Linked DNA regions of Homo sapiens: region 2 is linked to region 1. The links are chromatin loops, found by intact Hi-C in ENCODE. Cell type or tissue: ascending aorta. All regions are shown on one strand.

Region 1 (8,000 bases):
TAAAAAGTTAAAATTCCCTGGAAGAGTCTGTTTTCACCAACTTGCAAGAAGTGAAAGAGCCGATTTCTTTCTGTTTATTCTTTAAAAGGTTTGGCCTGCACCCTCAGTGCACACTGTGGAAGGACAGCCCCATAGTCACAAGGGCTGTTCAGGGACAGAGCTTCCCATCCATCCAATCCACAGCCAGGAATCTTGACGGCAGCAAGAGAAAAGTCACTCATCACCTCCGAGAGAGGCTCCGTGAGAGACACAGCCAACTTCTCATCAGAAACCATGAGCATCTGAACACGCGGAGTGCACATTCAGAGCGCAGAAGAGAAAGGGAACTAGGCTGGGCAAGCTGATGGCAGGGCTGGTCCAGGGACGGGCTGGGACTCCCAGCCCCAATCTGTTCTCAGGGACGAGAAGTCCTGGCTGAGATCCACGCAGCTCAGGAAGGTGGTGACCCCAGGCCATGGGTCCCGCTGAGGATGCCTGGAAATCCGCATCAACCCAGCTGGCTCAGGTGGAGATGGAGGCTCCGGGACAGTGTGGGATGGGAGGAGGGTGAGTAAATGCCAGGCCCGGTCCAGGGCCTCTCCCTGGCCTCCAGCCTGCAGCCCACCCTAACCCTTCCTCAGCAGGGCTGATCACTATCAGGGATGGCCCAGGTGCTGTCAGAGAAGAGGGTGAGCCAGCTGTGTCCTGTGTGCCTGTGACAGGTCCCAATGGCAGGAACTTCAGGCAGGGAGGCAGAGATCCCACACAGTCCTGTCACCATGGCAGGGCAGGTGTGTGACCCGGGCGGGTTCACGTGCGCAGCGTGGAGAGGAGTGTGCGCTGGGTGTAGGACAATGGGCGTGGCAGGTGGGGGGAGGCACAGGTGGGTGGGTGTGACAGGCACACAACCATCACTGCTGAGCACCTCCCTACAAAGCGCCAGGGGGCCCAGGGCTACCAGTCCTGAGGGCCCACAGGGGGGCTGGCATCCCTGGGGAATCCTTGGGCCCTATGCCCTCCTGGCAGCCCTGTGACACATGCCCCAGGTCTGGGATGGTGGCCCAGCAATGCCCTCAGGGCCAGGGAAGTGGGTGGAAGGAGAGGAGCCGCGTCCACACTCCTCCTGAGTTTCCTGAGCACTCTCCAGGATCCCAGGCCACCCTGGGGTATCCGGCCAGGGACTAGGAACCTGGCAAGGGCCTGGGCCTGAGATAGGTGAGCTCCTTCCACCACCTCAGGCCTCAGGGCCCCTCCCACCTCTGAGCCCCCACCCAGGCTGGCTCCCAGAGTCCCCCATCATCCCCATGAAATGTGTGCACATGCCCCTCTCCCAGGTCCCCACCAGCCTCTAGGGAACACGCCTACCATGGGGGCGGGGTGGGGGCAAAGCCTCCAGAGCTGGGCTGGGTGGAGGCTGCAGGTGGCCCTGATGCTCCCCCCTCTCCCAGACCTGTTCTTGATCCCCACCCCAAGGTTCTCCTGGGCCCCACAGGCTGCGCCTACTCCTAACCCTGCAGCCAGCAAAGCCCTCACCCCTCCCGAGTGTGGCACCGGAAGTCCTTGCTGGCCTCCTGGCCAGATGAGGGCTGCCAGACCGGACGAGACAGGACCCCGTGATGGGGAAGGGCCTTCTCTCGGCCTCTGCTCACGAGCTAGAGACCAGCCTCAGGGTGGGGCTGGGTGGGAGGGATGAGCACAGCTGCACCCTACCCAACTCACCCCAACCCCCAGTCACCCTCTGGCCCACACTGCTCCCCACACCTCTGCCCAGGTCTCATAAATCCTGCCCAGTGGCCCCTCCCCACACAGCCCCCCAAGAGCAGTTCCACTTGGGATTGTCATGGTACCTGCAGCTCAGCAAGCTGACATCTGTGCTTCCCACCCCAACAGGGGCAGGGAGCCCGGATGAAGAAAGAATGAGGGCAGAGGGCACCCCATGCCCAAGACCCACCCACCCCAGGACCCTCCAAGAGGCCATCAGGGCGACGCCAACACACACACAGACACACACACACACACACAAACAAACACACAATTACACCCCACAGTGTGGTCACTTACAGGAGGTGAGCCTTTTCCACTGGTGGGTCAGGCCTCAGTGGGGTCACTGAGAACCCACCAAATCCTCCCAAATCCCAGCGTCAGGGCTCTGTTGGTCTCGCTCCAGTTCAATCCCTCTCTCCCTCTCTCTCTGCAGCTTATCCTGTCTCCGTATCTTTCCCCCTCATTCTCGGAGTCACTCAGTCTCCCTCTTAAACAACAGGTCTCTCTCCCACTCCACCTCCCACCATCTCTCCCAATCTCTCTCATTCATTTTCTGAAATATTCAATCCCTTTCACACACGACTTTCTCCGTCTCTCTCATTGATACACACACTCTCCCCCCATCCCTGTCTCTCTCTCACACACACACACATGCACACACACACGCACACAGGCAGACTCAGCCCTCCAGGGTCTATGTCTCTGAGCTGAGCCCCGCTGAGAGGCAGGCTTGTCTGGGGATTGCAGGGAGCACTCACGCCCACATAGGATGTGTCCACGTGGACAGCGCTTGGCCCTTTATGTACCCACTGTGGATCCTTCACTAGGCAACCAGGCTGGACTTGGACCAGTGCAGGTGGAACTAAGCCAAGACCCTGAAGGCCAGGGCAGGGTCAGCTCCAGCCTCAGCACTCGCCCTAATCCAGGCACGGTGGAGAGTAGCGTGAGCCACCAGGCGGGCCCAAGCTGAAGAGCTCACCGCATAGCGGGGACAGGGATGGCAGGAGACTTGCCACTCAGACCAGGGAAGGATGACAGGGACCCCAGGCACAGGCACAGGTGTCAGCAGAGACCACATCAGTGGGGGTCCCCTTGGGCAGGTGGGGGGTGGCATCCAGGGCTGGAGGGTCACAGGCCACTGGCATGGCTCAGCCCAGTTCTCACACAGCATCCTCCATCTCTATAATCATGGGGTCAGTGTCACCCCTGGGCATGAAATGGAGATACTGCTGTTGGCAAATGAGCTTGGAGAGCAGAGGCCAAGACTTCTGGGTGTCAAGTGAGGTGTCACAACTGGGGCCTGACTTCATAGAGGCCAAGGTTTCTTCATAGAGGAAGAAACCCCGGGAGAGTGGCTCCCACGGAGGGAACTGCCATGCACAGCTCCGGGGGAGGAGGTGGAGCAGTGGCCACCAGCCCTGACAGAAGGCAATGCGGGGCCCAGGGGCCCAGAAAGAAAGGGCAGAGTGTGGCCTGGTGAGGCCACTGCCCCAAGGGCCTATGCAGTCCCTTGACTGCGACCTTTGACAAAGTGTGTTACTTGGGTGGGGTTGGGGGGACTCCAAGCTGTGATGACTCAGGCCAGCTGGCAGGAGCGTGCATGGTGACCGGGATGGAGCAGGGTTCAGTGAAGCAACCCCATGGATATAAGCACAGGGCCCACCATGGCACATGCAAAGGAAGGGGAGGAGAAGGACCGGGTTGGCAACAAGGAGAAACCCGGCTCAAAGCAGGTTTGAGGGAGGAAGCAGAGAGGACAGTTCAGAGGACAGCTTTGCAACTGACCAGTTAGAAGGCAAAGGAGCCCAGGCCAGGCACGGTGGCTCAAGCCTGTAATCCCAACACTCTGGGAGGCCAAGGTGGGCTCGCTTGAGGTCAGGAGTTTGACACCAACCTGGCCAACATGCTGAAACCCCCTCTCAACTAAAAATACAAAAAGTAAGGCCAGGCACAGTGGCTCACGCCTGTAATCCCAGAACTTTGGAAGGTCAAGGCGGATGGATCGCTTGAGGCCAGGAGTTCCAGACCAGTCTGGCCAACATGGTGAAACCCCGACTCTACTAAAAATACAAAAATTAGCCAGGCCTGGTGGCGCACACTTGTAATCCCAGCACTTGGAAGGCTGAGGCAGAATGCTTGAACGTGGGAGGCAGAGGTTGCAGTCAGCCCAGATCACGCCACTGCACTCCAGCCTGGGCGACAGAGCTAGACTCTGTCTTTAAAAAAAAAAAAAAAAAAAATAGCTGGGCGTCATGGGGCACACCTGTAGTCTCAGCTACTGGGGAGGCTGAGGCATGAGAATTACTTGAACCCTGGAGGCAGAGGTTGCAGTAGGCCCAGATTGTGCCAACGCACTCCAGCCTGGGCGACAGAACGAGACCCTGTCTCAAAAAAAAAAAAAAAAAAAGCCGGGCACAGTGGTACACACCTGTAATCCCAGCACTTTGGGAGGCTGAGGTGGGTGGATCGCCCCTGAGGTCAGCAGTTGGAGACCAGCCTGACCAACATGGTGAAACCCCATCTCTACTAAAAATACAAAATTAGCCGGGCGTGGTGGCGTGCGCCTGTAGTCCCAGCTACTCGGGAGACTAAAGCAGGAGAATTGCTTGAACCCGGGAGGCGGAGGCTGCAGTGAGCCAAGATTGTGCCACTGCACTCCAGCCTGGGTGACACAATGACACTCCGTCTCAAAAAAAAAAAAAGAAAAGAAAAGAAAAAGCAGCTCAGCTAGCAGGAGAGAGCCAGCACCGGAGCCTCCACGCCTGGACTTTACTCTCTGGCCCCAGTGGGATCACCTCCTCCAAGAAGTGGCCCCTGGTCCTGCTGAAGGCCCCACTCTAAGATGCAGCGCTCTCCACGCTGTGTAAGTCCCTGGCTAAGGCTCCCTGACCACCCCTGTACTTGCCGGCTCAGCCCACCAGGTGGCGCCCGCGCCATGCCTCGGCCCTGCTGGACTCCGAAGCCGCCACTTCCCTGCGGGCGCCTCCTGGTGTTTGTTCCCTTGGGCTCGGCCTGGACAGCCCTGCTGGTTCCCGGAGCCTAGCCCAGCCCCGCGAGTGATTCACAGAACTCACACCTGACGGTGGGGGAGGAAGGGGAGAGCAGCAGCCAAGAGGTGGGTCCAGGCTCTCCCAGGGGCGAGTGACTTCAGTCCAGATGTCCCCTGAACCCCTGGGGATTCCGCATCAGGACCAGGGCCTCCCATGTCCAGACCCCACATTCCCGTCAGTGTGTCCCGGGGAGCACGGAGGGACCTCCACACTGCATTTCATGGGGCGACCGCCCTTAACACCCGGACACACACGGAACCCCACACTACCCTAAAGTCTGAAAGGTGGACACGCGTGGCGAAGTTTTAGAGGAATTTCAGGACAAAAGTCCTGAAACCACAAGGTTCTTACCACCTGAAAACCAGCTCCGTAACAGACAAACTAGACACTTGTGAGTTTGCCGGCATTTGCTTTAAAAATAACAAGGCTGGTCCAAGATCTTAGAAGAAAATTATATTCTTTTAAAGAAAATGAAAATATCCTCAAGGGAAAAACTTAATTTAAGTCAAATCTTGTCCTTTTGTCGTGGAGCCCCTTGCCCCGCGCGCAGACACAGGCTTTCCTGAAGCGTGGCCAGGGCGCCCCTCTCATCGCTCCTGAGCGTGACCCGGGGCTGGAGCCGCACGGGGATTTTCCCGAGCTGAGCAGGGGGGTCGGGGGGCCCAAGCCAGGAGCCCTGGAAGAGGGAGCAGGGCGGCAACTGGGGCCGCAAACACCCATCAAAGTCCCCAGGACCAATTCCCACAGACACCACGTGGCCACAGGCAGTGCCCTTTGCAGGCCCCCTCCCCAAGGGTGTCACCCCTCACCCCCTCCTGGGACCCCGCCTAAACCAGGCACCCTTCCACCCACCAGCAGGAACTGCGCTAGGAGATGCAGGAACACCCATGTCCCCGCCAGCCCCGCCTTCCAGACCACACCCTGCCCGGGAGTGCGCTTTGCGAGGTCGGGGTCGGGGGGGAGGGCGGGGGCCAGGCCCCTGAACAACAGACAGCAGCTCCCACCCAGCAATGCAGCCGGGTCACCTCGCACCCCTGGCCAAGGCAGGGGCCCTCTCCAGCCTGGTGACCCACGGCCTACCCTGAGGCTGCAGGGCACAGGGGGCCTCCAAGTGGAAAGCTGGTGATGGGGTGGGTGGGAGGCAGGGCCCGCAGGGAAGTGACTTGAGCAGGCACAGACGGTGAATAAATAGAAGCTTCCACGCGGGGGTCCGGCCCCTGCAGACAGCAGCTCGGTGGGAAACTGATTGGAGGGAGCTCCCCTGACGCTGACCAGGGCCACCCACGCGGGCCCTCCCTCCACACCCACACCCACCCCGGCCCAGGGACGGGTTTTCCCCTGCTCAGAGCTCAGTGACGTGCACAGTGGGTGAGGGAAGAGGCCCAGGTTGGAGGCGCCGCAGGTGGCAACGACGACACAGTAGGTGGCCCGCCAGGGGATAGCAACGGCGTCCCTCCTCCCCGCTCAGCTGCAGCCCGCAGTCCTAGGGAAGAACACAGCCCCCAGCCCCAGAGTCAGCAGACAAGCGCACATCAGAGGTCACGGGACGGGGGAGGGACGGAGGGGAGGGGCAGATCTGCAGGGTGCCGCAAAACAACATGAAGACTCTTCCGCCGGGCGCAGGGGCTCACACCTGTAATCCCAGCACTTTGGGAGGCTGAGGCGGCTGGATCATCGCTTCGGTCAGGAGTTCGAGACCAGCCCAGCCAACATGGTGAAACCCTGTCTCTACTAAAAATACAAAATTAGCCGGGCATAGTGGCACATGCCTGTAATCCCAGCTCCTTGGGAGGCTGAGACTGGAGAATCACTTAAACCCGGGAGGCAGAGGTTGCAGAGAGCAGAGAGCCTGCCATTGCATTCCAGCCTGGGTGACAACAGCGAAACTCCATCTCAAAAAAAAAAAAAAAGACTCTTCCTCTGCCAGAGGGGGTATGGGAAGCCCGGCGTGGAGCACTGGAGACTGGAGCTGCCTCTCAGGTATCCAAGAGGAAGTCACTGGATATAAGTCAGACTGCGGGGAGAGGGCTGAGCAGTCAACATGGGTGTCAGCATAAAAACCTGATGGTTTGGGTGTTTTTTGTTTATTCGTTTGTTGTTGTTTGAGACAGGGTCTCTCACTGTCACCCAGGCTGGAATGCAGTGTCTGGATCCCAGTTCACTGCAGCCTCGACCTCCAGGGCTCAAGTGATCCTCCCACCTCAGCCTCCTGAGTAGCTGGGACCACTGGCGCACCCTGCCACGCCCTGTGAATTTTGTTTATTTTTTGTAGTGATGGGGTTTCATGTTGCTCAGGCTGGTCTAGAACTCCTGACCTCAAGTGATCCTTCACCTCGGCCTCCCAAAATGCTGGGATTACAGGCATGAGCCACCGTGCCTGGCCTGTTTTTTGTTTATTAGACAGGGTCTCACTCTGTCGCCCAGGCTGGAATGCAGTGGTGCGATCTCAGCTCACTGCAGCCTCAAACTCCTGGGCTCAAGCAGTCCTCCCACCTCAGCCTCCCAAGCAGCTGGGACTACAGACATGTGCCACCATGCCCGGCTAATTTTTTTCCCCTTGTATTTTGTAGACATGGCGTCTTGCTATGCTGATCAGGCTGATCTTGAACCCCTGGCTTCACAACCATCCTCCCACCTCGGCCTCCCAAAGTGCTGGGATTGTAGGCGTGAGCCACCGCACCCAGCCAAACGTGATGGGGTTTTTTGTTTTTGTTTTTTTTGAGACAGAGTCTCGCCCAGACTGGAGTGCAGTGGCATGATCTCAGCTCACTGCAAGCTCCGCCTCCCGGGTTCACGCCATTCTCCTGCCTCAGCCTCCCGAGTAGCTGGGACTACAGGCGCCCGCCACCACGCCCAGCTAATTTTTTGTATCTTTAGCAGAGACGGGGTTTCACCGTGTTAGCCAGGATGGTCTCGATCTCCTGACCTCGTGATCCGCCCGCCTCGGCCTCCCAAAGTGCTGGGATTACAGGCGTGAGCCACCGCGCCCGGTCACGTGATGGTTTTTAAAGACAAAACAGGAGACCACCTCTTCCAGGGGGTGCAGATCACTAGAAAAGAGAAGACGGCAAACAGCAGAACCTTCCATGAGGAGGTGGGAAGAGAACAGGCCTGGGCAGAAGAGACTCAAGGAGAAACGAAAGTGAAGACAACCACAACCTGGCAGCCCCGAGGGCAAAGTGAAGCAAGTGGGTGGAGGAGGGAGCG
Region 2 (8,000 bases), 140 kb after region 1:
CTGCAGCCAGCAGCAGAAAGTCTCTGCTTTTTATGGTGTTAAGCTGCCTGTCAGAAAGGACAGACCTGAGCTCTAGCCCCTGGTCTTGAGGAAAATAACGAAGAGAATGATCCCCACAGAGATGTCAGAGTGAATCTCACAGTGCCCAGGTTCCTGGGGCCAGGCCACCTCTACCTGCAGCTAGAATGTAAACCAACGATTCCCTTTAGTGTCTGTTTGGAGTTCAGTTGTCATTCACAACTCCAAGTCTTTCCAAAGATGTTACGGGTGTTCACCTTTCCACTGCCACAGTCTTGTCCAGTGTCCTCTCCCGACCACCAGGAACCCTAGAAACAGCTTTGGGTATTGCGAAAGAGGCAGGAGGTGAGGCCTCTGATGATTGCCATTTCAAAGGTTTCCCCTGCCTTTTAATCTTCCATAATGTACACCTCTGCAACTTGGCCTCTGTGATTCCCAGAAGCTTCAACTATTCCAGATTTCACATTTACTTTGAAACTCCAGTTACATGGATTTTCTTTTTTTCTTCTTTTTTTTTGAGATGAAGTTTCACTCTTGTTGCCCAGGCTAGAGTGCAATGGCACGATGTTGGCTCACTGCAACCTCTGCTTCCCTGCAACCTCCACCTCCCAGGTTCAAGCAATTCTCTTGCCTCAGCCTCCCTAGTAGCTGGGGTTACAGGCACCCGCCACCTCACCAGGCTAATTTTTTTTTTTTTTTTTTTTTTTTGAGATGGAGTCTCCCTCTATCACCAGGCCAGAGTGCAGTGGCACCATCTCGGCTCACTGCAACCTCCGACTCCCTGGTTCAAGCAATTCTCCTGCTTCAGCCTCCCGAGTAGCTGAGATTACAGGCATGCAACACTACGTCCAGCTAATTTTTGTATTTTTAGTAGAGTTGGGGTTTCACTGTGTTGACCAGGATGGTCTCGATCTCCTGACCTCGTGATCCGTCTGCCTCAGCCTCCCAAAGTGCTGGGATTACAGGCGTGAGCCACTGCACCCGGCCTAATTTTTGTATTTTTAGTAGAGATGGGGTTTCACCATGTTGGCCAGGGTAGTCTCGAACTCCTGACCTAAGGTAATCCACCCACCTCGGCTTCCCAAAGTGCTGGGATTACAGGCATGCAACACCGCGCCCAGCCTGGATTTTCTATGTTAGCAGGAAACTAGGTTCCTATCTGGTGGGCCATAAATCACAGTGGCTACAGGGAGAAAGCACAGAAAAGTAAGAAGAAAAGTCTAATCCAAAGCCATTTTGGATTAGAAAGTACTAATCCAAAGCCATTCATCATCATACTACAAAACTACCAACACGGCCACTACTCCAGCCAGGTTTACTACGTGCACAGCTCCATGCTAAATCCTTTCCATGTATCCCTCATGGCAGTCCTATGAAGGATACCCTGTTGTCCTCCCCATTTAACAGAGAGGTTAAGAAATGTGAAATGAGGCCGGGCACGGTGGCTCACGCCTGTAATCCCAGTACTTTTGGAGGCTGAGGTGGGTGGATCACGAGTTCAGGAGTTCGAGACCAGCCTGAGCAACATGGTGAAACCCCCGTCTCTACTAAAAATACAAAAAAATTAGCTGGACGTGGTGGCGGGCACCTGTAATCCCAGCTACTTGAGAGGCTGAGGCAAGAGAATGGAGTGAACCCAGGAGGCAGAGCTTACAGTGAGCTGAATCATGCCACTGCACTCCAGCCTGGGCGACAGAGCGAGACTCTGTCTCAAAAAAAAAGGAAAGAAAGAAATGTGAAACAAGGCCGGGTGCAGTGACTCACACCTGTAATCCCAACACTTTGGGAGGCCGAGGCAGGTGGATCACTTGAAGCCAGGAGTTTGAGACCAGTCTGGCCACCATGGTGAAACCCTGTCTCTACTAAAATTACAAAAATTAGCCAGGCGTGGTGGCGGACACCTGTAATCCCAGTTACTGGGGAGGCTGAGGCAGGAGAATCACTTGAACCCGGGTGGCAGAGGTTGCAGCGAGCCAAGATCATGCCACTGCACTCCGGCCTGGGTCACAGAGTGACACCCTGTCTCCAAAAAAATAGAAAGAAAGAAATATGAAACAAGCCACTCTGCTCTTAACTAGAGAATCAACCCAGGCTGCCTGGTTCCTTCCTGAGACCTGTGCTCCTGCCAGTTCCTCTTCAGTCCTAGGAAAAAGGTGGAGGGAAAGTGGAGGAGCAGGCAATCCCTTTCTCCACTCCTCATCATCCCAGTTATGTCTTATTAGTTGAAACAGTGTCTCGCTCTGTCACCCAGGCTGGAGTGCGGTGGCATGACCATAGCTCACTGCAGCCTTGAACTCTGGGCTCAAGCGATTCTCTCACCTCGGTCTCCTGAGTAGCTAGAACTACAGGCATGACCACCCCGTCCCGGCTAATTTTCTTATTATTATTATTTGTAGAGACTGAGTTGCACTGTGTTGCCCAGGCTGGTCTCAAATTCCTGGCTTCAAGAGATCTTCCTGCCTCAGCCTCCCAAACTGTTGGGATTACAGGTATGCGTCACTGTGCCTGGCCATAAGGTCATTTTATATTCTGTTGTCTATCACCATCAGTACAATCACTACCATATGCTGAGCCAAGTCCTGCCGATCGCAGAGCTTAGGGCTCAGAATCCCCAGGATCCTGGGGGGTAGTGAAGCTGGGAGGGGTCATGCCCCCAGGCCAGGGACTGACCAAGGAGAATCGAAAGGAAACCTAGCCCAGAAATTCCAAGAGAACATGCTGCAGAGCCGGACACCTTCACGTGCCCCCAGCAAGATGATGTGGCCCTGAGAGAGGAGCGGACCAGAGGGTACACCTGACAGCAGAGGCAAGTTAGGAAGTCCGGGGACAGTCCTAACTCTGGATAGCAAAGATTTAATTTCAAGCATAAGGCAGCCCTGGAAAAGCAATTGACTGCCACTGAGTATTGATGAAGCTAGCACTTACTGCAGGCTGTGGCGGGCACAGTTCCAAACAAGAGCCCCGTTCTAAAGATGGGGAAACTGAGGTATCGGCATTTAGACATCACAGACCTTACTTCAGGGCCGCTGGACAGGGGTCAGGCAGGCCCTGGAGCACAGGTGGCCATGGGAGTGAAGGCAGAGGGACTGGGGCAGAGGACTGGTGGGGTGGTCAGTTCTGGGGCCTGAGCTGAAGAAGTCGGGAGCGGGGCGTGGCGTGGCGTTTCCACGCCCATGGATTTTAGACAGCTGTTCCGGGGGAGGAGGCGAGCCCACCGAGGATGCTGAGTCATGTTGACCGGCGAAGGCGAGGGGACCACGCCTCTGGAGCTACCGGGGTTGGCTCATCGCCTCCGGGGAGGCCACGGAGCAGGTGTAGGCGGGGTTGAGCGCAGGCGCGGATGGGGCGGGGGTAATGCGCACGCGTGTGCGTGTGGGCCAGCACGTCCGGGTGGTCAGGACGCGCGCTTGTGCGCATGTCCCCGCGCAGGGTCGGGCGCTGGGGTGTGGAGACTGAACCTTGCAGACACCCGGGTCCGCACGTCTGGGATGGACGTGGTGAGTGCACGTGCGCACGCGCTGCGTAGGGGCGGCTGCGCTCATGCGCACATCGGGAGTGGTGCTTGGAGAGGCCACCTACTCACCGCGCCCCCAAGAGGCCGGGGGTTTGTCCCTGGTGTTGGCCCTACCCTGCGCGATCCAGTCTTGTCGTTTCGGGGCTTCATTACCAGAGCCCCGTGAATCCTTTGCTAGATGCTTAAAAACATTTTCCCCATTGTACATAGCTGTTTCCACGAGAATAAAAAGCTTTACATTTATTTGAGGCCTGCTTGGGCCTATCCGCAGCTCCACCGTAGTGCTAATCCCCTCCCAGTCCTGGAACAGCCCAGATGATGTATTTAATAGTATTCTTTTAGCCCAACGCGAGAATGTTTTCGTCTGGTTGTTTTTGTTTTTCGTTTTTAGAGACAGTCTCGCTATATTACCCAGGCTGGAGTGCAGTGTCAAGATCTCGACTCACTGCAGCCTTGAACTCCTGGGCTCAAGTGATCCTCCCACAGTGCTGGGATTACAGGCGTGAGCCACCGCACCCGGCCTCTAGTTCTGTCTTTTTGCTCAGTATTAGAATTCGTAAGTTCTGGCCCCAGCAACTCGTCCTTTCATCTGTCTCAAGTTGCACTGTGGTGGTCACAGGAGCTGTCCTGCACCTTGCACATGTGGCCATGAACAAGACTCGCTCCTTGCTCTCATGGGGCCTTCATTCCAGTGAGACACAAATGCAAACACAAAATTCCAGAAGAGTGCTGAGTGCTATCATGAGAAACGAAGACAGGCTGGAAGATGGGCTCTGACCCCAGAAAACCGATGGAGAGGCCCAAGCAGCCTTGGGAGCAACAGGCAAGTTGGAGGACACACGGCAAGGCTACTTGGAAGTAGGGGAGGGTGCATGGGAAACCCTGAGGCTGTGGGGGGAGAGGCAGGAGCCAGGTGAAGTCCAGGTAGATGGCAGTGGAGATGTAAGAACATGGTGGAATTTTTTTGTTTTTGAGACGGAGTCTTGCTCTGTCCCCCAGGGTGGAGTGCAATGGTGAGATCTCAACTCACTGCAACTTCCGCCTCCCAGGTTCAAGCGATTCTCTGGGATTATAGGCACCTGCCACCATGCCCAGCTAATTTTTGTATTTTTTAGTAGAGATGGGTTTTCACCATGTTGGTCAGGCTAGTCTCGAACTCCTGACCGCGGGTGATCCGCCCGCCTCAGCTTCCCAAAGTGCTGGGATTACAGGCGTGAGCCACCGCGCCTGGCCAGAACATGGTGGAATTTGAGTGTGCTTGGGAATACACTTATAGGACTTGCTGATTAGTTGAATGAGGAAATAAAAGAACGAAGAATATCTTCTGGGATTTCAGCCTGAGCAACTGGGTTGCTGGTGGATGGTGGTTCTCTTATCAAGGATGGGAAAGATGGGTTGTCTCCCCTAAAATACTGAGTTTTAAAGGCAGGGACTGTATCTTTGCAGTCCTGGCTCCTAGCAAGGGCCTAGCCCTTATATGACATTCGTGAATGTTGAAATGAATGTGACACGCCTGAAACAATCCTTCTCCCTCACCTAGGCCCACATCTCCAAGTCAATATTCCAGTACAAGCCACATCCAGTCCCCTCACTGACACACACAGGCCTGGGCCCAGGAGCTCACCCCTGTGCTGTAAGGCTAGGTGCATGTGTTATTTCCAGAGTCTACCCTTGGAGGTGCCTCAGACTCCTGGGTACCTGTCGCTGGGAGGTAGCCAGTCATGCTGTCCACATACATGCTTTTGGGCAGTAGAGAAGCTGATCATTGGGAAGGTTTATTTCCTGTCTCCACAACAGGAGGCAGGTCACAGCAGTGGCCACACAGTGCACAAAAGGCCATCCCCTCACAGCCGCATGGTTGGCATGCAGCATCTCAGCCTCCAAACTGGAAGCCCCCTATCCAAGGAGCCCCCAGGTGGGAGAGGAAGGTCACAAGCCTCCCAAGTACCTCAAGATGCCTGCGCATCCTCCCCCATTTCTCAGATGGGCCAAGGCCTGTGAAGCCCTTGCAGTAGTAGCTCAGGTGTAGCATCTGCTCAGCTTCCCTCCCCACTCATTTGCACACAGCCAGAGCTGCGGGACTTCTGCCCTCTGGCCTCCAGCACTGCTGTGAATCAGAACTAGTCAAGAGAACTGGGTGCTTGTGTTAAATGGGAACACTCTGGAATAAAATATGGGCTTTTTTAAAGAGATGGGGTCTCACTATGTTGCCCAGGCTGGTCTTGAACTCCTGGCCTCAAGCAATCCTCCCAGGTCAGCCTCCCAAATTGCTGGGATTACAGGCGTGAGCCAGCACACCCAGCCCCTGCTAGCTTTTTAATATGAACTTCCAGTGTATTCTTGAGCACTCTCAGGCAACATGGCCGTTACCGAGCAACTTTGTCCTGAGGTGCATTTGGAAGGCTCTGGGACTTGGTCCCCATGCTCAACTTCAGGGCACCTTGGCAGAAAGAAGAGTGGTTCCTACACCAGCAGCTTATATATTAATGCCCACATTACTCCATTTTCTTCAGGTCGTCAAAAAAGGTTCCACTGAGGTGCTGTCTTTCTGTAAATGAAAATGAGCTGAAATGCTCCTGTGACCTGCCCTCCATTTGTGGGTCTCATGATACTATCTTTCTTCTGCTTAACACGATGGCATCATCCAGTGAGACAGGTCCTGTTTTTGTTTTTTTCTTTTTTTCTTTTTCTTTTTTGAGACAGAGTCTCACTCTGTTGCCCAGGCTGGAGTGCAGTGGAGCAGTCTTGGCTCACTGCAACCTCTGCCTCCCGGGTGCAAGCAGTTCTCCTGCCTCAGCCTTCCAAGCAGCTGGGATTACAGGTACCTGCGACCATACCACCTAATTTTTTGTATTTTTAGTAGAGATGGGGTTTCGCCATGTTGGGCAGGCTGGTCTTGAACTCCTGACCTCATGATCTACTGTCTCAGCCTCTCAAAGTGGTGGGATTATAGGCGTGAGCCACAGTGCCTGGCTTTTTTTTTTTTTTGGAGACAGCCCCATCGTTCTGTCGCCAGGCTGGAGTGCAGTGGTGCGATCTCGGCTCACTGCAACCTCTGACTTCCTGGTTCAAGCGATTCTTCTGCCTAAGCCTCCTGAGTAGCTGGGATTACAGGCACACGCCACCATGCCCGACTAATTTTTGTATTCTTAGTAGAGATGGGGTTTCACCATGTTGGCCAGGATGGTCTCGATCTCCCGGCCTTGTGGTCCACCTGCCTCAGCCACCTACAGTTCTGGGATTACAGGTGTGAGCCACTGCGGCCGGCAGAGACAGGTCCTTCTTATCCCTGTAAGGCACAGTATCTCTGCCATAGATTGGGTCCCTGGTTTGGGAAGAGGGTAAAACAAGCCCTCATTCTTGGGTCTCGTCATTGGACAAGCTGGCTGGGCAAGTCACAGCATCCACATTTGGTGGAACATGGGTGTTGGTAGACCCCAACCCAGAGAGCTTGCACCCTTGCAGAGGACGTCTCCTTCACTACTGCACTGGCTCCCCCTGCACAGGGGCCTAAACCAGCTTGGGCCTTAGGGAAGCCAATAGGGGAGGCGTAGCTGCTTGTTCTCCCTCCTGCCCATCCACTTCAGCTCACCGTAATATCCCAAGTGGTCTTCCCCTTGCTAGAATCAGAGGACAGGCTGACCTAAAAACCAACTCAGTATGCAGCTTTTCAAAGCAATGAGTCAGGCAGGGCTTTTGACATAATGTCCTCTGCAGTTCATTTTAAACAAGGATACAAAGTATTATTAAATGTATATTTTTAATAAAGCCAATAGTTATTTTACTTATAGGAGCTTTAAAAGATACAAAATGTAGAGTTCCAGTTTGGAAGCATTGTAACTATACACACAATGTCCTGCTGATGCCCTAGCAAGGCACCCACGCCCAACCATGCAAAGGACACACACGTTCACACATGCACACACATGCGCTTTGGCGAGACCCCTCTGCCAAGCGCAGCACCTGGAATTACCAGTGTTCAGAGCAAGGCGGTGCCGGGAACACAGCACCTACATGGAGACCACACAAACGGCTTCACACAGTCTCACAGCCCATGGAGATGCAATTAGAAAATGTCTTCCTTAATAGAGAAAAACAAACTGGAAAGTGACAATTAGTGACGTCACCTGTGCTGGAGCATCAAGGATTGACCTCTGTCCAAGGTGAGGCCTTTGGAGAGGCACTATTAAAACATGAGTACTTCAGTATAATGGAACTCGAAATACAGGGTACTGTGGACACATTACTGAAGGAAATAGAAAACTATCTTACAAGTAGAACAGCCATAGACAACTTTAACAGAGATTAGTGTGCACACCGTGACAGCTAACACAGACAAGAGCCACGCAGGGTTGGTGCAAAGCACGTGCCTGAAAATGTCTATATACAAAACAGTTCTTTGTAAACATGGTGAGGTGAATGCTCAGAACCACGGCAAAAGATCATAAATACAGGCAGCAATGCATCC

The links. A loop is a pair of places that touch in the nucleus more often than their neighbours do. Peaks named below come from ENCODE experiments on the same cell type or tissue, not always from the same donor. Only the 100,000 strongest peaks of a DNase experiment are listed, where the experiment ranks them.
Region 2: a loop joins it to region 1, with 4 times the contacts of the local background. A loop is called at or near these places in 9 of 110 quality-filtered maps.

What each region holds. Positions count from the first base shown.
Region 1 is chr19:34,498,405-34,506,404 of GRCh38, reverse strand. WTIP (WT1 interacting protein) reads right to left here. Exons shown (of 8, transcript NM_001080436.2): 8 at 1-6,276. The coding sequence ends at 6,136. Among named protein-coding and RNA genes, the nearest start is that of WTIP, 21 kb to the right of the region's middle. RefSeq lists enhancers at 153-653, 654-1,154, 2,165-2,986, 7,247-8,000 and a silencer at 4,536-4,595. In ascending aorta, a CTCF peak has its summit at 4,698 (motif pointing right); DNase peaks (open chromatin) are centred at 1,414, 3,324, 4,714, 6,114 and 3 weaker places; H3K27ac peaks cover 1,945 bases.
Region 2 is chr19:34,354,840-34,362,839 of GRCh38, reverse strand. It overlaps GARRE1 (granule associated Rac and RHOG effector 1), which reads right to left. Exons shown (of 14, transcript NM_014686.5): 14 at 7,274-8,000. It also overlaps a transcript of GPI not described here. Among named protein-coding and RNA genes, the nearest start is that of GPI, 6.4 kb to the left of the region's middle. RefSeq lists an enhancer at 2,314-2,920. In ascending aorta, a CTCF peak has its summit at 3,638 (motif pointing left); a DNase peak (open chromatin) is centred at 3,409; H3K4me3 peaks cover 1,584 bases; H3K27ac peaks cover 2,344 bases.